Regions from separate parts of the Homo sapiens genome. Here all the other regions are linked to region 4. The links are chromatin loops, found by intact Hi-C in ENCODE. Cell type or tissue: heart left ventricle. All regions are shown on one strand. Each heading gives the region's core, and the rest is flanking DNA. Links, peaks and the distances in the headings are about the cores only.

Evidence for each region. A loop is a pair of places that touch in the nucleus more often than their neighbours do. Peaks named below come from ENCODE experiments on the same cell type or tissue, not always from the same donor. Only the 100,000 strongest peaks of a DNase experiment are listed, where the experiment ranks them.
Region 1: a loop joins it to region 4, with 2.7 times the contacts of the local background. A loop is called at or near these places in 43 of 110 quality-filtered maps.
Region 2: a loop joins it to region 4, with 2.2 times the contacts of the local background. A loop is called at or near these places in 19 of 110 quality-filtered maps.
Region 3: it touches region 4 in a loop (4-fold over the local background); 99 of 110 quality-filtered maps call a loop at or near these places.
Region 5: it touches region 4 in a loop (2.4-fold over the local background); 33 of 110 quality-filtered maps call a loop at or near these places.

The regions. Positions count from the first base shown.
Region 1 is chr1:10,936,338-10,942,292 of GRCh38, forward strand. No RefSeq gene overlaps it. Among named protein-coding and RNA genes, the nearest start is that of CIROZ, 43 kb to the right of the region's middle. RefSeq lists enhancers at 756-1,340, 3,998-4,047, 5,279-5,844, 5,845-5,955 and a silencer at 4,078-4,157. In heart left ventricle, for the core only: no CTCF peak of the experiment used is centred there; DNase peaks (open chromatin) are centred at 2,644 and 4,014; H3K27me3 peaks cover 164 bases.
Region 2 is chr1:10,632,539-10,638,493 of GRCh38, forward strand. It overlaps CASZ1 (castor zinc finger 1), which reads right to left. Exons shown (of 21, transcript NM_001079843.3): 21 at 4,066-5,955. Among named protein-coding and RNA genes, the nearest start is that of PEX14, 160 kb to the left of the region's middle. RefSeq lists enhancers at 496-1,459, 2,422-3,384. In heart left ventricle, for the core only: CTCF peaks have their summits at 2,664 and 2,874; DNase peaks (open chromatin) are centred at 2,393 and 2,713; H3K4me3 peaks cover 175 bases; H3K27ac peaks cover 3,030 bases.
Region 3 is chr1:10,864,405-10,870,359 of GRCh38, forward strand. No RefSeq gene overlaps it. Among named protein-coding and RNA genes, the nearest start is that of CASZ1, 71 kb to the left of the region's middle. RefSeq lists a silencer at 2,741-2,970 and an enhancer at 3,460-4,331. In heart left ventricle, for the core only: CTCF peaks have their summits at 2,907 (motif pointing left) and 3,135; DNase peaks (open chromatin) are centred at 2,675 and 2,907; H3K4me3 peaks cover 970 bases; H3K27ac peaks cover 195 bases; H3K27me3 peaks cover 2,972 bases.
Region 4 is chr1:10,511,348-10,517,302 of GRCh38, forward strand. The region is part of intron 2 of PEX14 (peroxisomal biogenesis factor 14); the gene reads left to right. Among named protein-coding and RNA genes, the nearest start is that of PEX14, 39 kb to the left of the region's middle. In heart left ventricle, for the core only: a CTCF peak has its summit at 3,267; no DNase peak of the experiment used is centred there.
Region 5 is chr1:10,785,617-10,791,571 of GRCh38, forward strand. The region is part of intron 1 of CASZ1 (castor zinc finger 1); the gene reads right to left. Among named protein-coding and RNA genes, the nearest start is that of CASZ1, 8.1 kb to the right of the region's middle. RefSeq lists enhancers at 1-558, 5,897-5,955. In heart left ventricle, for the core only: a CTCF peak has its summit at 3,311; a DNase peak (open chromatin) is centred at 3,145; H3K4me3 peaks cover 320 bases; H3K27ac peaks cover 1,696 bases; H3K27me3 peaks cover 299 bases.

The DNA of each region.
Region 1 (5,955 bases), core at 449-5,448, 420 kb after region 4:
CCTGTAATCCCAGCACTTTGGGAGGCTAAGGTGGGTGGATCACCTGAGGTCAGGAGTTCGAGACCAGCCTGGCCAACATGGTGAAACCCCATCTCTACTAAACATACAAATATTAGCTGGGCGTGGGATGCGCGCCTGCAATCTCAGCTTCCAGGGAGGCTGGAGCAGGAGAATTGTTTGAACCCGGGAGGCAGAGACTGCAGTGAGCCGAGATCACGCCACTGCACTCCAGCCTGGGCGACAGAGCGAGACTCCGTCTTGAAAAAATCAAAAAGAACAACATGGGAATATTGTCTAGAACAAAGCAATCCAACAGAAATAAAACCAGCAGGCATGGTGGCTCACGCCTGTAATCCCAGCACTTTGGGAGGCTGAGGCGGGCGGGTCATCTGAGGTCAGGAGTTCGAGACCAGCCTGACCAACATGGAGAAACCCCATCTCTACTAAAAAATATAAAATTAGCTGGTTGTGGTGGCGCATGCCTATAATCCCAGCTACTCAGGAGGCTGAGGCAGGAGAATCGCTTGAACCGGGAGGCAGAGGTTGCAGTGAGCCAAGACCGCGCCATTGCACTCCAGCCTGGGAGACAGAGCAAAACTCCGTCTCAAAAAAAAAAAAAAAAAAAAAAAAAAAGAGTAAGAAGTACCAAGTGAAATTAATTTTAACAACATGTTTTTTTAAAGCCATGTTTAATAGCTTTAAAATATTATAGCTATTATATTAATAGCTCCAAAATATTATCCTGTCAGCCCATAGTCAGAGGTAAAATGATGCATGAGATATTTCACATTCCTTTGATTGCACCAAAGCTGAGCAGTCCTGTGCACCTTTTACCTGTAGGGCATTCAGACATGGGAGACCGGTGTCAGGAGCCACAGGTGGCCATAGTCCTGGACAGTACAGTTCTAGATTGGCAGGTTATGTCTGGGTTGGATAAACCCCCAGCTTCCAGAGCGTGCGCAGGTGAGAGGGTCCCAGCCCCCTTTCTCTCGGCCTAGCAGAGCCTCCCCTTTCCTTCCTTGCCAGCCTTGCCCAGCCTCTCGCACACAGCCAGGAGTCGGGCCCCTCTGGGGTGCTCCTGGAACCAGGACTGAGGCCTGCTGGTTTCCGGGGAAGGAGGAGAAGAGAAAGAGCAGGCTGGGCGGTGAGGAGGGAGCTGCTGCCTGGCACGGGGACAGGGTTTGTTTGCACCTCTTTGAAGCCAGGAGATGAAAGCAGGACCCACATGGGCTGCCTTTGATTTTCTCCTCCCTGGGCCCCACGCAGCTGCAGCCGGGCCGGGCCCAGCCCTACACTGCCCCAGGGGGAGCAGAAGAGGCCCTAGGCTGAGGGTGTTGCTCCCCTGGGTGGCTTGGGGTAAGTGGACAAGGCATCCTCAGCCCTGGGGGATGGCCCTCCCACAGACCCACCCGAAAGAGACAGCCACAGCCTCCCTCAGGAAGAGCCAGCAGGTGCGCTGTGCAGAACCTGCGGCCCCAAACCTCTCCTCCGCCAACACCCGGATGCCCACCCTAGCGGCCAGCCCTGAAGGACAAACACAGTAAGAGCACGGAGGCTGAGAATCGGGTGGATCTCTCACCCTCTCCAAGCCTCTTTCTTAAGTATTCGTTGAGGGCCTACTGTGAGCCGGCACTATTCTAGATGCCTCCCACTGTGTGTCACAGAGCAGATGGAATGAAATGACTGTTTAAAATGCTCAGCACTGCAGCCAGGCGTGGTGGCTCACGCCTGTAATCTCAACACTTTGAGAGGCCGAGGTGGATGGATCACTTGAGGCCAGGAGTTCAAGATCAGCCTGGCCAGCATGGCGAAACCCCGTCTCTATTAAAGATACAAAAATTAGCCGGGCGTGGTAGTGCACGCCTGTAGTCCCAGCTACTCGGGAGGCTGAGCAAGAGAATCGCTTGAACCAGGGAGGTGGAGGTTGCAGTGAGCCGAGATCGCACCACTGCACTCCAGCCTGGGTGACAGAGTGAGACCCTGCCTCAAAAAAATAAAATAAAAATAAAATACTTAGCACCGGGTCCGGCACATGGCAAGCGCCCAGTGCATTTAACCAGCCTCCCCATCATCATCGTCATCACTACTGCATTCTTCAAGGTCTCTTAACTGCCGCCAGGCTCTGAAGGGAGAGAATCAGCGGCTAGAACAGTGCCCACCCCTAGGTCCTGTCCCTCTATGTTCTGGCCTGACATCAGCCTCCTCCACTCTCCCAGATCCTTTGGGGGCAGCCCTTGGCATGGGGGAAGCCAGACCACTTCACTCTGTGGCCAGAGAATGGCAGCTCAGATCCGAGGCGTCATGCTCCAGAGACCCCCTGGCCATTATGGAGGCAAAGACCCTCAAGCAGCTGGGGGCTCCGGGTAGCAGCAAAGCTCTGGGGCCAGCAGGGGTCAGGGCCTCTGCTTTACCAGGGGGGGTGGCCTCTGCAATACTGGACCCCCCATCATTTCAGGCAGCATGGATCAGGTGTCCTAGGCCCTCCCCCCTATCCAAACAGCCTCTGGAGCCCCCGAGTCACCCCACCTCTGTGGGCAGGGAGAGCCACCTTTGTCTTCCTTCTTCTCCCGGCAGGGCGCGGACTGCACTGCTGGTTACAGCATCCTCCCACGCAGGACTTGCTCTGCTCCCAGGCAGCGCAGGGACAGAGGGTGGGAGGGCCCGTGAGCCCCTCTGGGCATGCACCTTTACTCCTGATCCTCCCTCCCTGGACCTCCTGCTGCCTCCTGTGGGTAGGGGAGGAGAGATGGTGAAACCAGGCTGGCGACAAGGAGCACAGTGGATAAGAACCAAGCACCGAGGGCTTGCGAATGACCGCTGGGTTTGTAGGCCTGGCCAATGCGGGCTCTTTCCAGGTGTGTCTCTGACCCTGGCATTGCTGTTTCCAGGCCGGCGTGGTCATCCCCATTTCACAGATGAGGAGACCAAGGCTCAAAGCCGTGGAGATGCTTGCCCACGATCACACTCTTAGTTAGTGCAGCCAGGATCTGATCTCAGGTCTGACTGATTCCAAGTCTGTGTTCTTTCCACCCACCCGCACTGCCAGGGAATTCAGCCCCTCTCCTTGGTGTGCTCACAGAGCCCCAGGCGGCTCCTCTAAAGCCTGAAACTGCGCAGCCAAGAAGCCAGCCCTGGAAATGACTCGTGGCAGATCCAATGCTGGCCTCGGAGGCAGACCAGTCAGGTAGGACTCTCACCAACCCCATGGCCTCGGACAGGCCACCTTACCTCCTGACCTTCATCTTCTCTGCCAGGGAAGGGGGATGGAGGCAGGATTTCCAGAAGCATGCGAGGCTGGCGTGATGATCTTCACCTTTTTAAATGCCTTAATAGTTTTAGATTTGTTTTATTGTGTATTAGAGCAGATAGATGTAACTAGCACATCAAATTCACAATTTCAGGGACATTTTTGCTTAGGTACTATCTACGTAAGTGAAAGAAGGGCAGCGATTTAAGGGAAAATACTAAGTAAATGAAAGCCCAGGTGGTTGGAGGATACGGCTCAGGGTGTGGAGGAAGATCAGCACGCTGGTGTCTCGGCAGCAGAAACCAGCAAGAAGACCTGCATTGACCAGATCAGAGCTCAGGTGGGAAGGGGCTGGAAAGGAGTGCCCTGGCCCCCCTGGCCACATGGACAGGAGAGAGGGACTCAGGGAGGCAGGAAGGCAGAGCCCAGGAGAGGAAAGGGAGAAAGCCGAGTAGATGCATCTACCCAAGGACCCCGCGTGGAGCCTGGAAGCCACATTGCTGCCTCCCGCCCTGGGCCACCCTGTCCGCAGCTGGCTGATGTAAAACACACATGTTTTGACTGAAGCCGCTCTCCCCCCACCTCCTGAAAAACGCCAACATTAAAGGGAGCGTAGCTTTGTAAAACTGAAACTGTAAAATGCTTCTGAAACCCAGCCTGGGGGATTAAAGAAACCACATGAAAAGGGACTCGGGACGACCTGGATGCTGACTTCCTGTTCAGAAGTTCGTTCAACATGTGCCTCCCACCCGGGCCCGTAGCGTGTATGGAGGAGTGGGAGGGAGGAGGAGGGAGGAGGAAGGCCAGGGCCAGTGGAGGCTGGCGGGTGCCTCAGGGGCCTCCAGAAACCCAGAGCATGGCTAAGTCTGAGGCCTGCAACCCTAGGCCACCGCCTTCCCAGGCCTCTGACCTCCAGGGGCTCTGGGGAAAAGGGTTGATGTTGATCTTGGCCTTGGGACCCTGCCCTGTAGTAACAGAGGGGTCAGGAGAAAAAGACCGTAGGCACCCGATGCCCTACCTCCCTGCCTCTGCCAGTCTCCCCTGCTGTTCCCAGCATGGTCCTCCCTGGCCCTGGGCATTCGGAGATGTAGAATGTGCTTGGATCCCAGCTCAGCCTCCCATCCAATGGTAGTTAAGAACCTTCCCCAGCCAGGCACAGGAGCGACTGTGGGTTCAAATCCCAGCTCTGCCATTTCTTAGCTGTGGGTCCACCCAGGAATCCTAAAATACTCAACCCATATGGCTGTTCAGGGGAATGTGCTCAGCAGGGTGCCTGGCATGTAGTAAGGGCTCCAGGAATGGCAGCCACCACCAGCAACCACCCACCTTCTCCCCACGGGGAGGTCAGAGCATGCAGTGTGTGTGCAAGGATGCTAGGGCCGGATGGTGCAGCCAGCGCCCTGTGCTGCGACTAGAGGGACGAGGCAGTTCCTCCTCTGCCCCTCTCAAGACTGGGTCCAACTTTCCCCCCGGTCCCCTTCTTACTACGTGGCCTTGGCCAAGTCACCTGCCCTCTCTGGGCTCAGGGCCTGCATCCTGGGGAAAAGAGGAGAAGAGGAACTGGGTCAAAGGTCCCCTCCAGTTCAGATGTTCTAGTTTGGGGCCAGAGGATGAAAAGGAAGGAGGAAGCCTGTCTGTCCCCTATGGCTGAGGGACCCCAGCAGGTGTAATAAGTGATTTCTGGCACTACGGCTGAAGACGGGGCCCACTGTCCAGGGCTGTGTCTGGGAGAAGCCCTCTCTATGGACACTCACACCCCCCGGATCTTGCACAGGTCACACAGACACAGACAGCCATCCATCACCCACACACACCACAGGCCACTGGGTGGCCACCACCCCCCGGCTTCATCACAGCCCTCCCTCTGCTACATAAACTCCCCATGCCCTCCAGTGTCCCCCGCAATCACTTACCTAATATTAGGATATTAAAAAATATGGCAAGATTTTAAGAGACTTATTAAAATGCAATTAGCAGCGTGTACGACTTAAGCAGAGAGATTATTTTTAAAAATGACTTGATTGTGCGGAATACCACGCACCTTCCCGAGGCCGTAAACCTGCCAATCACACACGTTCTCAAACGAGGAGGTTTCCTTGCTTTCTCTTTGTCCTTCAGGCTTTTATCCTGTCCCCCTTCCCCCAGTGACCACTAAGGCTATCGTCCCCAGCCCACAAAAGCCACCCACCCACGAACACAGAGACCCCTCCAGAGGCCCCTCAGAAGGAAGCCAAGGGTTAATGAAATCCAAAGCAAACCCTGGAGAAGCTTTGAGAAAGCAGCCACGGGGTGGGCAAGGGGATGAAGAAGCCCCCTCCCACTTACTCCCACCCCCATGGTCATCTGGATCCGGGCAGAGGCTGCCACCAGGGTAAGGTTGACAAACTCTCCTTGCCATGAAGGGACAAGGGGTTGGAAGGGCTGAAGGGAGGAGGAAGAGGTCCCAGGGAGGGGGCTACTGCTGACCTTCTCCGAAGGCTGAGCCTCAGGGACCCGGGCGTCGCAGCCCCCGGCAGCGCCCACCGGACGGGCTGGAACGGTGGGTTACGCTGCCCCCTGCTGCTCGCTCTCTGAACTGCAGCTCTGCTCCCGGGACCTAGTATCGGAGCGAAGGCATTGGCATGGTCCCAGGGCCAGCCCTTCTCCAGCTGGGTGGCCCACGAGGCCCCCCGGGGTCTTCCACAGGGTTAACCTGAAGAGAAACATGC
Region 2 (5,955 bases), core at 693-5,692, 120 kb after region 4:
CAGCCCTTTGAAAAAAAAAAGCCTTTCATTAGAAAAATAATGCATTTCATCCAAATAAGGTAAAAATATTCGGAATGGGGCAGAAGTAAGCAGCAGGCAGCGCCTGTCAGGCCCTTTCTGGAAGGGAGAAGATTATTAAACTCAATTACAATGTATTTTTATAAAGTGTCTTTTAGGAAAGAACTAGCCCCATGCTTGGAGGCCGGGGGACAGCTGCCCTGACCTCACCCCGGACCAGCTCCCTCGGTCCCCGGGGTCTGTCCCGGCTCCTCCGGTAACTCGCTGGTTCTGCCTTGGGCAGGGGCATCTACTTTGGGAAGGACAGGGGACCTCCCTTGGTGTTTGCGACTCGCAGGACAGGCCAGGAGGCGGGGGAGTTGCCTTCGGGGGATGGTAGGGTCTCCGCCCGCCTGGGGCTGCCAAGTCCTTCAAAAGCCAAGGCTCCCAGAGCCAGTCCCATCCCAGGACCCTGGCTGGGACAGGGAGCGCCTGGGTCAGGGGAAGGGGCTGCTGAGTTTGTACCCACAGGTGGGATGTGTAGCAAAGCCAATCCACATAGAAGGGGACAGAGATGCGAGAACCTGCCACCTGCCCATCGGCTCCCTGTGTGCCCACAGAGTCTCTTTCCCTCTTTCTTTGTTTTTAATAAACGCATCTGAGCAAGCTGTGTTCATCTTTCGGGGCCCTCACACCCAGGTACAGGTGGAAGAGTTTTCTAGAAGGTTTCGCTTCTGCCCTCCTGGCGGCCCAGCCAGGAGCATGGAGGCGCTGGGTCTCCGGCCTTGCCCCAGACCCCTCCCTCTCCAGGTGACCACCCTGTCCCTGCCCCAGACCCCAGGAGGGAAGGGGAGGGCAAGCAGGGGCCATTCTTCAATGGCCAGACATCTCTGTCCCCAGGAGTTGACTTAATTTGTCTTTTGTTTAAACTGGTTTCTGCCAAGGCACCAAAAGAAGAGGTCAGAGCCTCCAGACAGGGCAGGCACGGAGGCGCCAGTGAGACCTGCATGCAGGTGGGAGCTCCAGCCTCAGGTGAGGTGCGCTCCTGAGGTGTAGCACCCAGGTAGACCTGGAGGGCCTGGCCGCTCTTCCTCCTCCTGCTCCTTTGCTGTGTACAGGGGCTTCCCACCTAGGGACTGGCCACCGCCTGGCCAGGGGGAGCCACGCCCGAGCTGGCACATGCTGACATGCATGTGCGTGCACATGTGTGTGGCACCCTCACACTCACGCAGGGCCCAGTGGGCCCTTTTCAAGAGGTCCCCATGTCCTCCTCCAACACGTGCCCATTGCAGGCCACAGCTCAGACCACAGCCTTGGCACTCTCTTTAATGCAAAACGGGTCTGAAATCTCGCCTGGCATTGAGGGATGACTACCTGAATCATGAATAAACCTTAATAATTTACTTTCATTGAGCACTTTATAGTTTGTGTTCTCCTAGAAGAAGAAATGAGATACATGATATGTTCATCAGAAAGATGCCTGAAACCTTTCCTTGCTCCACGACAGATACTGGAAGGACCTTCTTTCAAGCGACAGGGTCATGGCTTTAAACACCACCATGACACTTGGCATCCAGATGCGTTATAGCCCCAGGGGGAGGAGCCAGCCTCAGGGAGGCTCCGGGCAGCGAGGTTCTTTCTTGGGGATCCCTGCCTCCTTCCAGTGGTGTGGGGCATGGGGCTTACTGGAGGCCAAGCCACTGGGTCCAGCTGCTCCAGCGCTGGCTGTGGGCCCCCTGGGAGCTGCCGATTCCTCCCTGACCTGCCCCAGAGGGTGCGGAGGCACCTCCCAGCAAGGATGGCCGGGGCCTGGCTGCTTCATTCTCAGACAAGGCTCTGGGATTCCAGCCCTTCAGAGGGCACTGCTGCCAGCCCTGGTCCTAGACCAACGCTACCTGTGGGGCCAGGGCCACCTCCCGTGACAGTGGATGGGCAGCTGGCCTTTGCCCAGTGGCCTGGTATGCTGCCCAGAAAGGGGGCTGCCTGTCGCCATGTCCAGGCTGGGGCAAGGCCGCTTCGTGAGCGCCAAGGCCCGGCGCCCACGGGTGACTCAGGTTGCTGGTGGCGCCCCTGCTGGGCCAGGTCCGTGGGAGGTGGGCAGGCCCCTGAGCTCAGCCCTGAGCCTGTGCGGCGGGTTCTGGCCCTTTCCAGGAGGTTGCAAAACACTTGAATTTGCCCCAGTTTGGGTGTAGGAGCATCACACACCACAGCTAATTAAATCCCAGAAGGAAAGCATGCTTTACTGCATTTCCTACTGAGTCCAACAAGCCACAGGGAGTGCCGTGGGACCTGGGCCCATCCCAACCCGCAGCTGCAGGCCCCCTCCCGGCTCTTGGGGGCGGTCTCAGAGTGGGCAACACATGCCTGGTGGGGGTACGAGCTTCTCTCCACCCTCTGGGGCGGGGCCTGGGATGTGGCATCATGGGCTGGCCTGGGTGCAGCGTCCTGAGGCCTTGAGATGCCTCTGAGAGGTCCCCGAGTCCCCGTTCCCCTTCCTTGGGCTGGACTCGGGGCCCTGCTTGTCGTGAGGTTGGTTGACCCTGGGTGTGGTCCATCCAGGCCCAGAAGACCAGGGGGCAGTTTTGGGGTCTGGCCAAGGTCAGCAAACCACCCTGAGTCCCCATTCTCCCTCCCCTGGGCCCCAGGAGTCAGTGCTGCCCCAGAGAGCTGCCCACTGTGCCGGAGCCTAGAGGGAGCTCTGTGGCTGCACCACCCACCCACCGGCTGCTCAGGGCTTGGCTCCCTGCCTCGCTTCAGGCCCCACGGGAGGCCCACCAGGGCCTGGGAAGCTCCAATAATGGTTTTAATTTGTTGAACTTGTGTTTTATCCCATAAATTAGTCACTGTTTTATTTAACAGAATCAAGATATCCGCAAACAATAGGCGAGTTCCAACTTGAACATTTTAATAAGACAGAAAAAAGTATATATTTTCATGTCTGTTACAAACATATTTATGTAAATAGCCTGTGGGCTGCATTCCAGGAGGAAAGAAGAAAGGGAGTGCCCGCGCGCCGGGGCTGGGCTGGAGACGCACTTCTGCGGTGGGAAATGACACAGGCCTGGGCGCTGTGGGCTGAGGCCACTCCCCTGCCGTCCCTGGTCCCTGGTGCCTGGTGCCTGGCCGGCTGGTGCCAGGCTCAGTGAGGGAGAAGCGTGCTGCGATAACCGAACCTCTCCAGCCCCCAAGTCTGCCTGTTTCCTCATCGGGCAAGTGGTTGTGACATCCCTGTGGCTGGGGTGTGATGAGCCGGTAAGACTCCTCAGCGTGGAAGAATGTGGCAGATCCCGCACACATCCCCTCCCCAAGGTCCCAGGAAGCTCCGGCCACCTGGAGTCCAGCTCAGGGAGGGGCTGCCAAGGTGATTCTCACGATGTGGTGTCGTGAGGAGCCGGCCATCAGTTGGAAGTGTCAAGACAAACTCTCGGAGCGCCTGGGAGGCCTGTACTCCAGGCTAGGTCTGGTGGACACTCCGGCCACTGTGCTTCCGAGGGAGCCAACCACGGTGCCACCAGGGCTGGCAGCTCAGGCTCTGGGCTGGTGGCTACGGACCCAGGAATTATCGGCCCCTTCTGGCTCTGCCACCCTGTGCTCCAGGCAGGAGTCGCGCCAGCATCCGGATTGGATCCGGGTACGCGCCGTTCCCAGCCCGGGCAGGTCCCTGCAGGAAGGAGGAAGGAGCCGAGGGAGGAGGCAGGAGGGTGGCCCTGCCAACGCCGGCCCAGCAGCCCAGGAGAGGAGAGGGTTGGCTGGGGTGGGGGTCCTGGGAGGCTGCAGGGCCTTTGTCCGACGACCCAGGCCTTGGTGTCAAATGGCTCTGCCCAAAGATGGCTCCTGAGCCCCAAGTGGGGGCTTCAAGCAGGGCTGGGGAGGAGGCTACCCTTCTGGCCAGGCCAGGAATGAGCCCCCTACCTCTGTCCCCAGCAGCCCGGGGACAAAACTGGTCTGTTCCCCGCTTTTCCTGCCAGGGTCGAAGGGTGCCCAACTCCTCCCGTCACCCCACCGGTGTAGCTGGGTCATGGCCAGCCGATTGGGGGCGATTTTAAGAATAAAAGATAACTTGATAGATTTTTTTCCAGTTTTTATTGAGTGAAAATGTCAAACCTTGCATCAGTCATGCAAAAAAAAAAAAAAAAATCAAATAAATAAAACACATATATTAAATTTCTAATAGCACTAAATTCAAGTGGAAAAATATTCAGTTCTTAATAACCAGGTGCCGAGGAGACCAGATTCAAGTAATCAGAGCACACGCTGTTCAGCTCGGGTTTCACGTTCTGTATTTTTTTTGTCTCAAAACCTCTCTATATATCTCTATATATCTATATATGTATATACATATAGATATATACACACACATATGTGCATACATATTATTTGATATTTATATATATACACATACATAGTTATAAAACATTAAAAAGAGCATTGGTGGATCAAGCATTGTTTCCCCACAGAAAGAAAATAAAACAAAAATTACACGTTAAAATTCAAAATGAGCTAGCAATGGCTTATAGTCCTAGTGTGCAATATGAAGTTTACAAAAGGCTAGACTCCGCACTGTCGGCATCTTCTTCTTTTCTTCTTTTTTTTTTTTAAGTTTGATTTTGCTACATTGAAAAAATGTTTGTGTGTGTGTGTTTTTTTTTCCTTTACAAAACTCCTTCCACAGACGCCCGGGGCCTGTGGCGGGTCACTGTCTGGGCAGATGCTCACAGCAGCACGTGGTGCCCACAGAGTTCAGGAGGCTCTGGTAGGGGCTGTTTTAGAAAATAACTGATTTCCTGTTGAATCAGGTACGCTCCGTGCGACCACTCCTCCCTCCCTGCTCCCTGTCCAGTTCGGGTGGTCCTGGCTTTCTGGCTGTGGGCAGCTGAGAGGACAAAAGAAAGGAAGAAAAAAGGGAAAAGTAAACCACTGCCCCCCAGTTGAGCCAGGTTCCTCCTGGAGACCTCTGGGGAGGAGGCTTCTGGATGACAGCCTCCCCGCCAGCCTTCCATTCCCTCCTAGGCCTGTTCTCTCCCGGTGGCCCAATCTGACACCAGCTGGTGGCCTGGAGTAGGGAAGGTGGGCAGGTGTGGCCTCGGGCAGCCTGCCCTCGCAGGGGACTCGGTCCCCGGGGACCTCAGAGCCACTGGCCAGGTGTGTGCCTGCCAGGTCAGGCCCTGGCCCGGGCTTCGATGGCATCATCATCTCCAGGAAGGGGGATGTTTTGCAAAGGGAACCCAATCTGGGTAGACTGCACCAGCGAAGAAGCATCCCAAACAAAGTAATAAAACAAACTGGAAAAAAAAAAAAGCCCTATAAAGCCACACGCATCACCAAGAGAGAACTCAAATGTTAAATTAACTACAAACTTGGATCAACAGTAATAGTCCTTTTTTCTTGTCTCTACAAAATTCAAGTTAAGAGTTGGAATCACGCAGCTCCCATCAGTGCTATTGTGAAGACAGACAGCCTCAAACAGTTAAGGCCTCTACAAAAACCCTGGACCAAATCCCACAGGATAAACGGGACTGAGCCTCCAACCTCAGGCCGGGCCCAGGCGGGTCTGCACTCTCACCACGCCTGCTTTCTTCCTTTTTGTTCTATGTAGAATAATAACCTTTACAGGAAAAATACTGTACAACTTTCTTGTATTTTTTTCCATTTTGAACATTAAAGCCAAAACCAGGCGCATCCTTCCTGTTTGCACCACCAGGGTGGCCGAGACCCCGCCCCGGCCCCCAGCGGGCTACTCTGGGTTTTGGACGCAGCCTCGGTTTCCCTGGGGCGGAGGCTGGGGCCAGGGAGTCGCCAAACAGACCCGACCCAGGCCTGGGGGAGCAGCCGGGCCCTGGGGTGGGGCTGAGCTGGAGCTCCGCGGCTGCTACTCCCGTGAGGCTTCCTCCACGGTCCCTGTAGTGTCACCCGTGCTGACTGCCTTCTGCCCGTCTCCCCCTGGGCAGGGGGGAGGAT
Region 3 (5,955 bases), core at 398-5,397, 350 kb after region 4:
CAAAGAGAAAAAGTTAAGGGCTGGAGCGGGCATTGTTAACCCTTGCAGAGCTTCCAGACAGAGCTGGGGTGGGGCTGGGAACATCTCCTAGCTGGACCTGCTGTCCTTCCTCTGAGAACCACGTTCACCTCTGTGTGCATCTCCCCTAAGCTCCTGAGTCTTTTCTTGAATACAGCTCCAAGAAGGGAAAAAAAGATGCAAAAAGAAGAGAGAGAGAGAAAAAAACAAAATAGGAGGCAGAGTGGGGGGAAAGCAAAAGAAAAGAGAAAAGAGAATTAAACCATTAATCTGCCTGGATTTTCCACTTCATAGAGTAATCAGTTTGGAAGAGACTGAAATAAAGTGGAATGTATGATTGCCATCACCTCCTCCCTCCAGTCCCCATTTCTTATTTACAGAAACACAAGGAGCTAGGAAGGCGTCCCCTCTGCCCTACACAAAGGCCCCCAGTGTCCGCTCCAGGAGGGGACAAGGACCCCAGCCCTCAGCCAGAGCTGCCCGCTGCCTCAACACCCATGTGGCATCCTCTCTGAGCTGGAGGTGCAAAGCCAAGATGATTTAATTTATCGAAAGGACAAGGATGTCGTGTAGCAGATTTAATCATCGGAGAGTTTAAAAAAAAAATAAGGACCGGGCTAATGTCGTAATTTACATTTCAGGATAATAAAGAGAGAAAGACAGAAAAGGAAGGGGCCTGTAGCCTGCAAGGGGAGCAGGGAGGGGAGAAGGACCAGGGGGCCGAGGGAGCCCAATAGATTTGCCTGAAACACCAATAAATTTAAAAACAAACCCAGAAAGCTAAAGACAGCCCCTGGAAAGTGCTGGGAAAATGGACCATCGATTTTAGACTTGATCTGCATTTCGTATTTTAATAATGCTCTCTCTGTCTTTCCTTTTCTCTCTCTCCCTCTCTCCCTCTCTCTCTCTTTTGCAAAATATAAAAGCTGATCTGATAAATATTAATTTGAACCATCATAATGTATTTGAAAATTCCAGCTAAAATGTCACCACATGGAACATTAATGTAATATTTCAAGGCCCTGAGAGCAATACTCATATTGATTGCATTTATTTCACTCTAGGGAGGAGAGATAATTCTTCAATGTGGGACACATCTGGGAGCCAAGGAGGCAGAGGCTGAGGGGAGAAATGCGAAATTATATATGGTCATAAAAAATACAAAACAGAAAATCCTCCCCAAAACTCTCTCCTCACCCATGGTGCCCCGCACCCAAACTTGCCATTTTCATTTCCCAGAGTAGCCTGGGGCCCGCGGGAAAGGCAGAAGCCCAGGGCCCTCCGGGACCGCGGTTGCGGGATTGAGAGCGGAGCAGCCTCTCCCAGGGCCCCACTGTGTAAGCCTGCCTTGGCCAGGACAGACAGACAGACAGACAGACAGACAGACAGACAGACAGAGGGGCTGCCCACTGGAGCCTCCAGCTCGCTGGGTGAAAGTTTGTGAATGCCCAAGAGCTGTGAGGTCCTGGGAATGGGGAGAGAAGAAGGAAAGGAGGGGAGGGGAGAGAAGAGAGGAGAGGAGACAGCTGAGAGAAAAAGGAAAGAAAGAAAAGAAGAGGAAAGATACCAGGACCCAAGGGAGAGGAGGGGAGAGGAAAGGAGAGAGGCAAGCAGGAGTGAGGGAGAGAGAGGGGAGAGGAACGGAACAAGGAGAGAGAGAGTGAGAAGGAGAGAGGGGACATGAATCAGGAGAGAAGGAGGAAGGAAGAGTGAGCCGGGAGGGGAGAGGACAGGAGAGGCGGAGGCGGGGTGGGGGGCTCGGGCTGGGCCGTCTGGAGTCCCAGCTCCTCTCACTGTCATTAAGGATATTGATGTGCTCAGGCGTCAATGAGTCTTTGTACAAGTGAAAGGAAATCCGATGCTTGTGACCCTGAGCCCACGCCCTCCACCTGCCCCCCAACCTGCCCCCCCACCTGCCCCCCCACCAGCCCCGGCCCTGGAGCTGAGGGCTGGGAGGCCGAGGGACCAAGCCCCCCACCAGGGGCTGAGCTGCTCAGACTCCAGGATCCCAAGTTTCCCCAGCCCAGCGCCCCGTGCAGGAGTGGGGAGGGGGGGCACCTTGAACCTGACCCTTCTGATGTCCAGTGCCCAGGGCCCCAGAGCTTACTGGCTGCTGTAACCAGAAGAAGGCTGGGCAGGAACCCCATCTCAGGGCCTCAGCCCGCAGCAGGGTCTCCCCAAGACCCTCCTCCTTGCTTCTCAGGATGTGTGTAGGTTTTGGGGTGCTGACTTTTACAGCACCTTTAGAAGGCCAGGGGCCGGGCAGAGAGAAACTCCAGTGGCCCAGGGACTGGCCAAGGTCAGGCCCCTCTTTGCCAGTAGTGTCTCTGCACAAACGTCACCTCCCTGGCCATCCGAACAGCCCCAGCCGAGTTTTATTTTCTGCAGAGCGCTCGCCTGGAATTATCTTCCTTGTCTGTTTACATGCTTTGGATCGGCATCCCACCCCCGCAACCTTTGAATGTAAGTTTGAGAACGATGGGGCCGCGCCTACCTTGCTCCCCATCACATCCCCCGCCCCTCACGCTGAGCCAATGCTCCCTCTGCCCCAGCTGACTCGATGGAGGACGGACAGACGGACGCTGCAGCCTCCGCCCTCCGCTCGGCCAGCCCCCCGCCTGAGCCCGCTTCGAGGCCGGGTGACCCAGCCTCGCCCCCACCCCGGGACCCCTCCCAACCCCCGCCGCCCCCGCAGCCGCTCGAGGCTGCGCGCCCCCGCCTCCCCGGATCCGTCACTCGCGGAGCTGCCACAATATTGTGAAGGCTCCGCGCTCCCGCTCCGCGGCGCAGCCCGCAGCCCGCGCGGGGGCCGTGAGGGAGGCGCGGGCGGGCGGGCGCCGGCGATGAATAATGCATGACCAAGGCGCCCCCTACCGGCGGCCGCGGGCGGCGCGGGGACGGCCCCGCCGCGCCCGAACCCGGCCGGACCCAGGACCCGCACGTGTCCCTGCCCACCCGGGAGGGAGCTCCTGCCTCTATCCCCGCCTCAACCCCGACCCGGCCAGGCCCTCCTCCCCCACCCTCCACGTCAGGGGAGCAGCCTCCTACTCACGCCAAGACCGAGGAATGAGTTTGGGGAGGCGGGGGAGGCTGCACAGAGCCCAAGCCAGAGCCCCTTCTTGTGCTCCCGGGTTCGCGGTGCAGTGGGGACCAGGACCCCCCCATTCCGTCTCACCCTCACCCCAGGGCTTCTGGACCAGGACTTGCAGCCTCAGAGAAGGACAGGCTCGGAAGGACAGAGCAGAGAAGGAGATTTCATTCGTTTATAAAAATGAGTACAAACAATTTCATAAGAGTTTCCAAGTTTCTGCAGAATATTTACAACGTTGAGATATGAAGGCTTTTTTTTTTAAGTTCAAATGAAATACGGGAAAGCCCACTGTGTATAGATGGGTCTGTGTGGTTTTAGAATAAGGGTCCGGGAAGTGTCTTCCTGGGGTCTTCTTGGTGGGAGGATTGGATCTTCTTGGCTGCAGACGATCTGCTTGGGTGGTAGAGGACACGGTGGGGGGAGCGATGACCAAGAGCAGGCCCCCGCCGGGCTTGGAGTGTCCCCTAAGATGCCTGTGTTCTCTGGGGATCAGCCTGCACGCAGTCGCCTGTTCTTCAAGCCTGCCAGTCCTGCTAACAGGCAGGTAATGAGGAGAGCAGAGGCCTCTTTCAGGCAGCTGCTTTAGCTCCCAATCACGCAGGCCCCTGGGGAGCTGGGCCAGCCTCTCGGCCTCATGGCCTCTCCTCACTGAGAACAGATTCTAATGACACCCCCCTTCCATCCCCCGTGGTTCCTGCTGTGCCCTGACTCCCTGCCCAGCCTTAATAAGCCAGAAGGCAGAAACAACCATCACAGGGGCTGGGGACCCAGGGCCATTTGTTGAGCATCTGCTGAGATGCTGGCTCGTGTTGAGATCTCTCGTCCCAGCAACACTCCACACATTCAGATTGCAAGCCCCATATTACAGATGAGGAAAGCAAGGCCCAGAGAGGTGCGGCCATGGGCCAAAGATCACACAGCTGCTCAGAGATGAGCCAAGAGGCGTGGAGCTGGGCAGAGGAACTCCATCCCCCCACCCAGACGCTGCTTTGTGTCCCGGACCCCATGTCCAGGAGATCAGATTCAAACCTTGCGCTGGGCTACAAGCCCTCCCCATTGGAGCAGCAGTTGGTCTGCGTCACTAAAAATGAGTTGCAAACTCAATTGCCCTGGGCCTAGACTGGCAAGGCAAATGCATGAAGTGGGCCACACATGCAAACACGTGGTTCCCACAAGAGTTTCCCAAATCGTTTGGCTCTTAAGGAAACAACGGTTTAAGGTGATGATATCTGACAACCATTAGCAACCTTTGCCCTGGAATCTTGCTCCTTCAGGCGAGGCCTGGATTCCAGCCCCTATGTGCCTTTTGCTTGGCTCTGTTACCTTGACCAAGGAGTCTTACCTCTCTGTTCCTTCATCTGTAAACTGGAAATAAAAACTCTACCTGTGTCCCAGGGGGGTGCATGGGCCAGAAGAGAGGAGGGATGTGTAGAGTCCCGCAGGACGGCCCAAGATAATTCTGTCTGCTAAGATAATTCTTGTTAGTAAGTTGGGGGTCTCACCCCTCCTTTATTTGGGCGTGATCCCCAAAGAAAACGGTAAGAGAGAGGGGAGGCAAAATGCAGGAAGCCGTGTCACAGGCCAGTTCCTGTGTGGGTGGCCGGTCCTCAGCTCACCTGGGGACCCTGCAGAGCCTGCGGATCTCCGCTCCAGACTGTCCCAAGAGGTGTTGGGAGCGGGGAGGAGGTACTTATTTATCCACTAACTGTCATCTGTCATTGGTTGAAAGTCACAGGGGGCCAAGCTTGCTCCTATGGCCAGAGAGATGTCCTTGGGGAACTTGAGTTGGAGTGACGGGAACTGTCAGTAGAAGCTGCAGATGCCCTCTGGGTAGACCAAAGGATATGATGGGGGCCCAGTGCCCACTCGGGTGGTCTCACGCCTGCCAGCTACACTTGTCATCAGCAGTGCCCACCTTGGCTGTACAGGCTCTGGAGCCAGCATTGGGCCAGATTCAGCCCCAGCTCTCTTAAAGGGGAGGGAGGATGCTCACTTTTCCGTAGAATGCGTGAAATGAGAGCTGGGGGAGACAGGTGGGCTCCTTGCCTTTTAGGAGCCAGACACAGGAGTATTCAGTTCAGCCTGGAGGCTCAGAAGCCTTCCTGGAGGAGATGACATTTTCCCAGCAGAACTCTGAGCTGAAACTCAGTTCTCTGTGCTGGGGCCTAGAGGGACCTCACCCCCCCAACTGTCCCTTGTCACCAAAGCTGCTTCTGGCCGTGGTAACTAATGTCACACTGCTACGGCTGGAGTGGGGAGGTGTCTCTGCCTCTCCCATCATCCTGGACTCCAGGACAGCTGTCCTCCAATCCAGACTCTGTCCTGCCCCTGGTGCTCCTGGGTGCAGGGTAGACTCTTTTTCTTGAGAGGGGGTTAGGGAGGAGAGAGGGTAGTTCTGAGCCTAGGACCTGAGGGGCTACCTGAGGTTAGCCAGCAAAGTTTTCAGAACTTTAAACAAGCCTGGGGAGCTTGTTTAAAATATAGACACAGATCCCACTCAGATCTCTATGCCCAGAGCATCCAGGCAGGGATTGGAAGTTCTGCATTTTTAAAGCAAGCATCCAGGGCCTCCTCATGCAGTTGGTGGATTTGGGTTGGGGACCCATTCTCCTGCTCTGTGCTGAGCTACTAGTCATCTCTCCCCACCTCGTGGAAATCACCACCACAGACTTTCTATGGTTGTGAGCTCCTGGGGCAACCCCTCCTTGGCCATCCCTGTATAGTCCCTCCTTAAACACCCCTTCTCACTGGGAGCTAGGGCCAAGCAAAGAGGGTAGTGGGGAGGACAGAACCTCCCCAGGGATCAACCTCTGAGAGCTCCACTCTGCAAAGACCCTCCCACCTCT
Region 4 (5,955 bases), core at 564-5,563:
TTCCTGCCTCCCCCCTTTGATGACTCTAATGGCATGAGTAGTTGAAGTGGTTTTTGCTAACATCATGGTGCGTTCTTTCCAGCTTTAATGCTATCTGATTGAGCGTGTCTCCCCTCAGATTTTTGTGTAGGGTTTAGAAATGGAAATGACCATGCACATCAGAGTTTAAATTTTCCTAGGAAAGTCTGCCATGAACTGTAGGACCTATAACTTCTAGAGATGGAGGGACCCCTGACATCTGTGGACTATGGACTCCTGACTTCTGTGGACTCTAGAATTTATGACTTCTGTGGATTGTGGGGCCTCTGACTTCCATAGACCGTGGGACTGTGACTTCTGTGGACCCAGGGACCTCTGAATTCCATGGACTGTGAGACCTCTGACTTCTGTGGCCTGTGAGATCTCTGACCTCTGTGGCCCGTGGGACCTCTGACTTCTGTGGTCTCTGGGACCTGTGACCTCTTTGACTTCCAAGTCTTCTGTGGACTGCAGGACCTCATCAACACGTGTATTGCCAGAAGAGAGGCTTGATTGTGTTAACCTGTTTCTCTCCAGAGGTGTCACATACTAGAATTTCTGCTCAGTCTTATGGCTTAGGTGGGGTGTTGAGTCTAAATATATATATTTTTTGAGACGGAGTCTTGCTCTGTCACCCAGGCTGGAGTGCAGTGGCATAATCTTGGCTCACTGCACGCTCCGCCTCCCGGGTTTACGCCATTCTCCTGCCTCAGCTTCCCGAATAACTGGGACTACAGGCGCCTGCCCCCACGCTCGGCTAATTTTGGTATTTTTAGTAGAGACAGGGTTTCACCATGTTAGCCAGGATGGTCTCGACCTCCTGACCTCGTGATCTGCCCTCCTCGGCCTCCCAAAGTGCTGAGATTACAGACGTGAGCCACCGTGCCTGGCCCAAGTCTAAATTTTTAAGGACTAGAGCTCTCAGACCAGGACTTTCTGGATCTTTTTTTCTGATACCCAACACTGTGGCACTTGACTAAGTCACCTGATTGATGACATGAGCATTGCTGGGTGTTGAAACACCTGGCCAGGGAAACAGAGACTTCTGTGGATTCATCCAAAGGATGGCAGACAGATTGTGGAATTTTAATGAAGGTGGGGTGGATCCCTGATGTTCGCCTGCTTTGAAGCATAGCAGAATCCCAGCATTAACTTCAGGGGTGTTGGTTGGAAACCTGCACTGGCGTCGGTGGTTATATTCCACATTTGTCAAATCCTTAAATCCAACTGAACTAATTTTAGAAGTAGCTAGTTATAATGAAAAAGAACAATATATTCAGATGCATAGGATCGTTTTTAAATGAAATGCTCCCTGTTCTTTTCCTTCTTTTTTTTTTTAACTTTTATTTTTTATGATGGAGTCTTGCTCTGTCGCCAGGCTGGAGTGCAGTGGCGTGATGTCGGCTCACTGCAACCTCCGCCTCACGGGTTCAAGCGATTCCCTGCCTCAGCCTCCTGAGTAGCTGGGACTACAGGCGTGTGCCACCACGCCCGGCTAATTTTTTGTATTTTTAGTAGAGATGAGGTTTCATCGTGTTAGCTGGGATGGTCTGGATCTCGTGACCTCGTGATCCACCCACCTTGGTCTCCCAGAATGCTGGGATTACAGGCGTAGGCCACCGTGCCCGGCCCTTTTCCTTCTTTTATAAAAGGCCTTTGGTCTCTTTTGGCCTTCAGGGTGAGCCATCCTTTGACTTATATTAGAATACATTTTTTTTCCTGTATGCCTCCAATGAAGGAGAGTGTGAGAGTGTTTTCTATGATGTGAGTGGGAGAAAATAGCGTGTTTTCACAATAGTTAACAAATTGATGGCTGTGAGTTTTGAAAGTGAGTTCTGTATATACACTGGGGTAGGATTCCACATAGAATGCTGTTTTTCACCCACCTGGCTGGTTGTCTGATTCTAACATAGCTGCTATCCCTGATTCTAGAAATCAGAAAACCACAGGCTGTTCACATAATACTCTACCCTTCTGAGGCTAAGGTGGGAACAGGATGGTGGCGGGGTTTGAGTCAACATGGTCTCAGTTCCCACCAAAGACCAGTGTGTTCCCCTGTTCCAGCCGACAGCTTGAACAAGGATTCTAAAGTTTCTGGCCGTTTTAATTGAACTGCAGTGAGGGGTGGCCCGATAGCCTGCTTAGGACATGGGTAATTACTCCTAGGGCCTGGGAGCCAAGTGTCCCTCGCAGGTTCCCTCTTGGTTCTCTACCTAAGGATATCTTCCCCTTCCCTGGGCAGGGCCTCTGAGGAACAGAAGGATCATTTAGTGCTCATGGCCTGCTCATTCCTTGGCTTCTCTGCTGAGCTATCCAGCAGGGGTGCCAATTCTTCCATTTAGCTGACTATTATATAGCCCTTAAAAGGGAAGGGTTTATTTTAGCTGGCTGCTATATTGATTGCTATAGGGACGTTTCTATTTTCACTGGCTGCTATATTGACTGGGAAAGGGAAAGGGGCCGTATTGCCGGGAGCTGTCATATTGACTGTTACAGAAAAGATCTGTATTTAAGCAGTACCAGTGCACTGGGATCTCCCAGGCAGGATATTAATGCTAATTCATCCGCTCACCCCCTGCTGTGAGTGTTATTTGTTTAAATCTGTAGATTCCCACAGCGCGTTTATATCCTCACTAGAGTGAGCTCCGCTCCCTGTAATTATTTAACATTATATGCTGATATAAATTGTAACAGTTAAAGAATGGTAATGAGTAGCCAAAAAAGAAAAAAAGAAGAAAGAAAAGAAGGAAATAGAAAAAAAGGAAAAAATGTATAAAATAATCTATGCCTCTGTGTGTGTGTGTGTGTGTGTGTGTGTGTGTGTGTGTGTGTGTATGGTGTTAGAAACGGCAGAGTCACCTTCTAAAACAGCAGTGAGAAACTTCTGTCATCCTTTCTCCCAGTTCAGGTTGATTTGTACGGTGCTGCTCAGCCCACGTATTGTGCATCTGTATGTGTGTATGTGCGAGCGCCTGTGTACGCACGTGGTCGTCACCCGCCAGAAAGATGCCATAGTGAGGTGTGCTATACTGTGTTGTTTGTGCACGTGTGTAACAATATACAGTGTTTGTTCAATGTCCTGGCAGGAAATTGGTCTATTAGCGATTCACCTTCTTGGTGAGTAGCTAATACCTTATTTTGTTCAAGGTTCCACGTTCACACAGGAACTTTGGGCCTAAGACGCAACTCAAGGGAAAGCCATTGGGGAATGCTCAGTTGGGATTGAACTAATAGGCCATTGGGTGTCACTGTCGCTCTACTGGCTATAGGAGAAAGAGGGGTTATCTGCTGGGGAAACTGGATTTCAAAAGAAAGAAGTTTTTCTGCTTGAGTTGGAGGTGTTGTCTCTTTGAGATGTTTGTCTCTCATTTGGAGATTCCTTTAAAAAAGTAGTTGTTTGCTTGTTTTTGCTACACCAAGCTTCTGGCATTTTTATTGTTCTTGAAAATTGTGTACTGATTGCGATCTGTTCTGCTATCACCTGCAGTGCATCTAGATGAGAACTTCTGTGTGCAGAAAACTGTCCCCCTTAAAAGCCTGGGTAACAAGGAGAGCTGATTTGGGCAAGAACTTGAAAAAGGAGGGAGAAAATCTCCTTGGGCAAATGCTTGCCACTCCCCTGCCGCCTGCCCCTGTGTAGGTGGGAAGAGAGCGCAGAGGGAGAGCCAGGCTGCTGCCTGGTCACAGAAGAGTGGGCTCCGTCCTCCAGCGGGCTCTCCAGCAGCATGGATCTGTGCCAGGCTTCACCACAATTCATACTGTGTCAGTTTAATAAATGCACTACTTAAATTATGAAATTACAAAAGAAAAAAGAGAATGCACTTATTCAGACTCTTAATACATTAAAAATAAGGCATTAAAACTCTGACTTTTTTTTTTTTCTTCCAGAATCAATAATGAACAGGAAGGGTTGTAGACATTAACAGTCATGGACATTCAAACTCTTATACATAAATTATCTTAGAAAAATGCACATAAGACTTGAATAATGTAAATACATTAATGCATTTAATAATTTAAACATTAAAGCGCAAGCAGGAATTTGAGGCCGAGGCTGTTCTGAGGTAAGGGATTGGTCCTAGAACTCGTGTGTCCCAGGATCGATGGGTGATTTCCCCTTGAGACACCCTGGAAAGAGAGTGCCTGGCCGGCTTGTGTGGCCGAGGATCCCTGGACATTCCTGATCTCAGCTGCCTCCCAGCCTCTTATTTTTGTGTATCCTGAGCTTCGTTCTCAGTTTCATGTTCTCTACTCCTGTGCTTCTAATTGTTTGTTAGAAAACTAAATGTTTCCACTTCATAGAACAATAAACTTTGAGAATGTCTTGGTTGAAAAACCAAACCAAAGTAAAAAATCCTTCACCCGGCTCTGGCTGCTTGTCTGCTTGTGATTTGAGAAAAAGGAAGTGGCTGCTCCTTGTGATCAGCCTGTCATGTCTCAGCCTGGAACTCCACTGTGTGCTGTGGTCAGGGGATCCAGGTTGTGACATGCTGACAGATTTGAAGACTGGATCTAATGGGAGAGCAGAAACGATATCCTATATTAGCCTCTGTGTGTTGGGCATAACGATGGCAGGTAGCCATGCCAGGAAACAAGACAGGTGCCATGGAGTTAGACTCAGTGGTCTGTGATCATACCTTACTTTGATTTGAGGGTTTAACCATTGGGTAGACTGATGCTACTGTTTTTTCCCCTTTCTTCCAAAATTGTATTTGCAATAGCAGAAAGTCACTGGAAACTCCTTTTCTGGCAGAATACCGAATGATCTAATTCAATTTTTGACATCTGCACTGTGAAATACCCTGGGCAGAACTAAGAAGCCAGGCCTATGTGTCTTAAGTTTTCATTTATTAATGCTAATGCTGTTCTCTGGTTGTTCCCTAGCCCTGTTTTATAGTCCAAATCACAGATGAGAAACTAGAAGAACTGTAGAAACTGTGTTACTGAGTACATAGTCTGAGAACTTTGTCTCTCTTTGTAGAAGAGTGTGTCTATTTGGTCAGTAATGCAAATGTTGTCCCACTGGGTTTGCTGTGGGACCCACTAGGTTTGCCGTGGGACCTTGAGAAACGGTTATCAGATGGCGGTGACTGAACCAAACCTGTTTTCATTATTGCCAGGTCCGTGGGAGTCTTTTACAGGATCTCAAATCTCCTGCCTGAAACTTTACCTGGGATTGTCTTGATTTGACCCAAGCCTCGTCTGTGCTGGCATCTGTGACTTTGTTTGCAACCCTTTCTAGTCTTTGTTGTGGCCAAGGACAGTCTGGTCTCCCAGCTAACATGGGTACAAACCAGCTTCTAGCTACTTGCAGGAGAATAGCTATGGGTTGACTTGGCATCTGAAGCAGATACAAACAGATTAGGCTGAGCTGCCCCAGAACAGCCAGAAGGAAAACCAGTACTTTAAAAACTGGTCGTCAGGTATTGGTTTAGAAAGAAAGTAGTTTGGAGAATGGGTGAGGACAGCCTGGTGAGTGATCCCGAGGTCACGGGCTGTCCTTGGGATGTGCTCAGATTCTTCTCTAGACCTGGAGAGCAACAGCCGTGCCTCACAAGCCCTTCTCCACATGTTTTGTTTTAAGATGGCAGAGCCTTTCTTTGCAGTTTTAGTTCAGCCTTGGGATGACGGTCAGACCTCGGTTTGTTCTTTTCTTTTCCAGTTTTCAGAGCCCAAGCCTGCTCCCTCTGTTGCTTGTCCAGCCTTGACCAGTGACTGTCTTCAGCCTGCACTCTGCATTTCACCCCAGCAGTAGGAAGAAGTGAGGTCAGAGGAGCACGTGAACCAGGGAGAATCGAATTCTCTTTGGATTTTGCTGGTCACACCCAGCAAAGCTGCTTTCTCTTCCCTTAAGTTCCAAGAACTGTTTGATGGCCTTAACTGCACAATTGGCTTGTGCCAGATTGAGATGTGTTGAACTGGGCAGTGGAGGTGGGG
Region 5 (5,955 bases), core at 675-5,674, 270 kb after region 4:
CCCTCCACCCAGGCCTGGGGAGCACCCATCCCTGGGGCAGGTGGGAAACCTCAGCTCCATCCATGTCAGGGGCTAAAGGGACAACCGTTGTCCTCTGCCCCTTGGCTAAGCACCGAGGCTCTGCGATGAGCTCAGGCCAAGACCCAAATGAGGCTCAGCCCACAACGGCTGCTTCATCCTCCTCCTGCGCCCCTGCTATGTGCTGCTCACTAGCAGTGTGCGTTCCGTAAAATAAAGCTCAAAGTGGAACCCCAGCAAATGTCAGCTGGGATCCTCTCATCTAATTCTCATGGTCCACGTGACGGGAATTCCAAGTCCCATTTTACAGATGCGGAAACAAAGGCTTCGAGGAATGAATCGTCCAAGTGGAGGAAACACAATTCGCCTTCAGCTCAGCCTGGCTCCTGATCCCACGCGCCGCTCCCTCTGCCAGCCACACAGCCTCCATCTGCGAGGCGCTCTCGTGGGCACGACTCTGGGATTGCCAGCACCCAGAATTCAACTCACACTGGCAGAGGCCACTGGCGCCTTGGGCCGGTTTCCAAGATCTGCCCTCACCCCACCCCACCCTGGCCTTCTGTCCCAAACAGCTCCCATGATGACCCACCTCACCCCACCGAGCTCCAGGAACACTTGGTCTGGCCAGTGTGGGAAAGAAAGAGCAATGGCCCCTGCCCCACTTGAGGGACTGACTCCGCATGTGGGCAGAGTCTTCATTCTCATCCCCTCCAGACCCAGCAGCAAAAACACCAGGAGGACCCCAGGCAGGCCAGAGAGGTAAAGGACAAAATGCAGAATCTGTGTGCAGCACCACGTCACCCTGCACTAGGGGCCCAGCTCCAGACAGACAGAGAGCAAGCTCTCCCAGTTCCCCTCTCCATGGCAATCCCTGATAAGCCGCAAGTGTTTCCGTGTCCTCTCCCGCATGGGTCTGTAACACACACAGACATGTGGTCCTAACATTTCACACGTCTTAGCTCGTGTAACCCTCACATCAGCCCCACGAGGTAGGTACTATTATGCCCATTTCATAGATGAGGCACCGGCCAGTTAAGTCACTGATGAAAGGTCACACGATTTTGATCCCCAGCTAACTCGCTCCAGAATGCACCATCTACACTATATACAGCTCCTCAAATGAACCTGTTGGCTCCAGAGGCACAAAACAGTAAAGCACACCCCATATCCTGAATGGGATCCCCCATTCTGCCTGAAAGGCAGCCCCCAAATTCACCCCCAAGTTCCCAATGATAACAGAACCAACCTGCAACCTGACACAAAAATGTAACCCCAGCACCACCCGCGACACCCAGGCTCACGGCTTTCTGGAATGGAATTCACAGGGGTCCCCTTTGAGACTGATACCATATGACATAAAAACCGGCTCCCCTGACCTTGGGGACACCTTGCACTTGACAATGCCAACCATGATAAATTCTTCGTTACGTTTAATTACTTTAAAAAGGACTTTCATAGCTAAGAGCCCAGCCAACCATCAGGACACCCTTCCGAGGGTGGTACGGTCAGAGGCCATTTGACAAGAGAGGAAACTGAGGCCCAGAAAGGTAAAATGACTACCTAAGGCCACACAGTGATTTACTGCAGAGCCAGTACCAGAACAGGGTCCCCAGATGCATAGCCCATCAGGCCACATCTCGCAAGACCTTAAGTGTGGGGCTCGCAGAAGGGTAGGGGAGTGGACAGTTAGACCTGAGTGGAGCTCGGGGCCACCCGTGTCTCACCCCGTCCCCCGATCCCCAGCCAGAGATGCTGGGGCCTGACCCATGGTCTCCCCAAGGATCAGATTTCCCCGAAATTCCCGAAGGAGCTGTGGGGACGAGTGGGCCCAGAAATGGCCCTCACATAGCGAGCGGCACAGCTGAGCTCCCCGGGGGCGAGGGGGGCGGGCGGAGCTGGAGACGCTGGCACAGCCCTCATAGGTACTCTGCCAGCAATTAGTGCTGGGGAAGGGTGCCAGCCTGGCAGAGCTCATTCCCCCACCCCTTCTTCTCATTTACACACGCGCACGATCACCCGCACACACACACACGCATACACACACGCTCACCCACCCAGAGACCATCAGCAAAGAGGCAGCGAGGCTTCCTTTTGGTAAATCTCATCAGCAAGGCACACGCAGGGCATGCAATTTGGCCATTACTGCTCTTAAACAACAGAAAAGCAGAATCCACCCGCCATTAACCCATCCCACTCTCCCTCCGGGCTTCCCACCGGCTCAGGCACCAGCCTTCACCTCTGACTCCCACACATCCCCTTTAAAAGCTCCCCAGAAGTTGCTTTCCAAAAGAAACACAGAGTTTGAAAAAATGTTTTTTTTTAAAACTATGATAAGTCCAACCTGAATTGTGCTATTCTCCATGCTGACATCTCTCCACAGAGCAAACTATCCAAGGTTCAAACATGACCTTGCCTAAGACCGTTGCTCAAACATCTTAGAATCCCAGAGAACGTTAGCTGGATACGGGGATGTTCTCATCCAGAACATCCCTTTATATGTGCCCAAGAGCTCTGCCATTAAGGGGATGTATCCATTACTGTGGATAGGGGAACCGGGAGAGCTGCCTTTGGCTTGGTGAGGGGCATCGCTACCTGAGCAGGTGGGGTTCCTCACAGAGCAACCTGAGTGCTAGCCCCGATCCACCTATGGGGTCCCCTGGGTGACAGTTTGACAGCACTCTCCTCTCCCAGTGCAGAGGCAGGCAGGTGGGAGTAGTGGTGGGGACCGATCTTGCCTCCTCCCTCCTGCCCCCCTGCCTCATCCTGGAGAATTGGAAAGAAGCCCACCAGAGCAGGGGGCCCTAGAGGGTCCTTAGACTGCATTTATAAGATCTGCGAAACCCCTCAAAGTATAAGCAACATTTATGCTTACGAGATTTTTTTTATTAAGAGGATTCTCAAAGGGGGCACATGGATTCAAAAGAAGGGAAGAAGCACAGCCCAGAGACTGCCCGCCGTCAAACCAAGGCTCAGCAGTGCCTCACACCCAGGTGGCCAAGGATGGAACAGGCGGAGACCACAGGCAGGACTCCAGTCGTCTTGGCAGCAAGTGTCCCTGACCGCTGCCTCCTCACCCGGGAGCTGCCCCGGCCTCATCCTTGCTTTGCCTGGAAGCTGGTCACTGGCAGGGCTGGCCCGGGAGCTGTGCCATGCCCTGGGCCAGCGCCCTCCCTCCTGTGTGCCAGGGCTTCCTGCCCAGCCAGCAGAGGCATCGCACAGAGGAGCCCACCAGTGGGGACAGAGGGGAAGCCAGCAGCCGCTGCCGCTCTGCAGAACCTCGCAGATCCTCTAAGCCACCTAGTGTCCAGAGCTGAGCTCTAGCCACCACTCTGTCCCTCCTGCTTCTCACAGTGGCCACTGCAGGGGAGCCCAAGGGGACAGTAAGGGGGAGCGTGGGGTGGGACAAGCCTCCTCTAACCCTACCCCCACCTGGGCCTTCTCCAGGGACTTGAGGCCAGGGGTCAGGAGCCAAGCTGTTTGGGGACATGGCGCCCAGGAGAAAGCAAATACCCTGTGGCCCCTGCCCACACCCCCCACCCAAGACAGGGCTGTTCCCATCACCCCTGCTCCTTGCTCCTAGCAAAGCCCCCTATCTTTGAGATCCCCTGGGTCATCTCAGACAACCCATCCCACCTGGGACATCTTGGGGTCCCCCCACCCCAGCCTCCAGGCCTCCTGCTGAGCCTCCCAAACCCTGGGCCTGCCACTTCCCCAGGGCCTCTGCCTGCCCCCCGCACCCCCTCCTCTGCTGGCTCTTTTCTCTGTGTCCTCAAGACTCCTCTCACCTTGAGAAGTGTTAGGATTACCCAGCATTTACACTCAATGCGCTTCCTTATTCCTTAAGACTTATTAAGAATGATAATGAGTTCCGAAGGAGCGACACGTCCCTGTCTCTCTCTCTCTCTCTCTATCCTCCTCTCTCTCTCTTTCTCTCTCTCTCTCCCCGCACCTTCACTCTCTTTCTCTACGTGTCTTTTCCACCAAAGACACATAGGACAAATCCAGACCAAAAGGGAAAAAATTTCCAACAATATGGAAGAAGGGCACTTGAGAATTTCTATTCAATAAACCCATCTCTCTTCTTCCTTCTCCCTGGTTGTCCTCAATTATTCCAAGTAAGAAAAAAAAACTCCCCCTTCCCTTCACACTGTCCAGGCCACCCCTCACTCTGCCGGACTTTGAACAGGGGGAACAGGAGAAGGGCCCAGCTTGCCTGCAAAACCTCGTTAACGTGCAGCTCTTAAACGCTTGATTAATTTTTGCAGAATTTACGACAGGCTTTAGCTTTTTTTCCCCAAGCTGTGGCCTCAGAGCCACAGCAACTTAACTTGGTGAACTCAAGGGGGCCCGAGGTGGGGGTGCCCCCCTCCCCCAGTGGCCTCCTGCTGCTGGCACACCAGGCAGCCCTGCAACCAAAGGGAGCCACGCAGATGCCACCGCCCAGGCAGAAGACAGACCCACTCGCAGAGCGGCGTGGCAGCCAGAGGAGAGATCACCAGGCAGCCAGAACCACGGCTGACTTCTGGCCATCTGGGACTTTTTAATTTCAAAATAAGAAAGCCAGTAGAAAGTGGACAGAGAAGAAACCAACACGGGGTGCTGGCAATGATGCTTCCAGCCTGCACCCTCCCAACCACGCCACGTATCCCGGGCACAGGGACCGGCCTTATCGGTCTGCCGGGCTGCCCTTCAGAGAAAGGGAAGAACAGATCCTAATGAAATTACGGTTTTTAAAATGTCTATAAATTAAATCTCTCTCCTCTCTCCGTGAATCTCCCCCTGAGCTCCCTCTCCTCTACCAGGCTTGTTTGCCTCTCTTCGGTTCCCTCTGCTCATGTCTGTTTTTCTGATATAGACATCAAGAGGTTACGGGCTCAATTACAACTCCGCTGGAGTCTCAGCATCAGACTGGCTCGGCCTTCTCTTCTCCTCTTCAGAAACAAGATACCAAATAAATCTCTCTTCTTTATATTTTTATTTTCAATGCCAAAAGCCTAAAGATTCATTCCGTGGACTCACAGCCTTTTTGAACTTCGTTCAGATGGTGGGGAGAATATTCTTTTTAATTGTGTGTGAGTACAACATAAATGCTTCTCTCTTTATCTCGTTCCCCCCTTGTAAGGACACACACAAAAACCTTGGCTATGCCTGACATTTTAAAAAGGGGGAGAGGATGGTATAAATGTACTTAATGTATGTCTATAAGAGGGGGCGAGCGAGCCCTGGAGAATATTAGTAGGACATCTAGCACATTCTAAAGTTTGGGGGGGGACATCATGAGGAATCTTATTAGCAAAGGTCCATTTGTAAAGGGTAGATCATAAAAGGTGATTTTTTTTTTAAAAAAGAAAAAATTTGCTTCTACCTTCCCTAATACTGCCACGAGATGCAGAAGGGGAGATGTGCCATCTATATAATTTTACATCCGAAGAGACCCTCTTCCCATCAAAAAAAAAAAAAAAAGTTGAAAAATCCAAGTGTTAGTCAATCATCAGAGCTGTTGATTCCCGAGAAGAAGAAACCAGCTCTGAGTTGTAGGTCTAAGGGGAAAAGCAAAACAAAAACAAAAACCCCACTATACTTCTGGAAATATTAACCAGTGGGGATTCCAAAAGCTACTTTTCCTGGAAAAAGCACTTGAGACAAAGGTCGGAGAAAGCGGAAGCTGAAGGTGAAGCAAAAAGAAAAACTTAGTCTTTCCAATTAACTAGACTGGGAAAAAGAAGGGAGGTGGGAAAACACATTACTACCAACTCATTAATTCTTTCCTGTAAACAATTTAATTAAATTCTGCTAAATACAGGAGAAATACTTATTTTGGAGTGCTTCCCCCAACCTCAAAAGCAAATTCCTCCAGGTTCCTCCCCCCGTCATGCTAACACCTCCCTTGTCTCCAAACTACACAACCTTTCAGTGGGTTTCCAGCCCAGGCGTGGA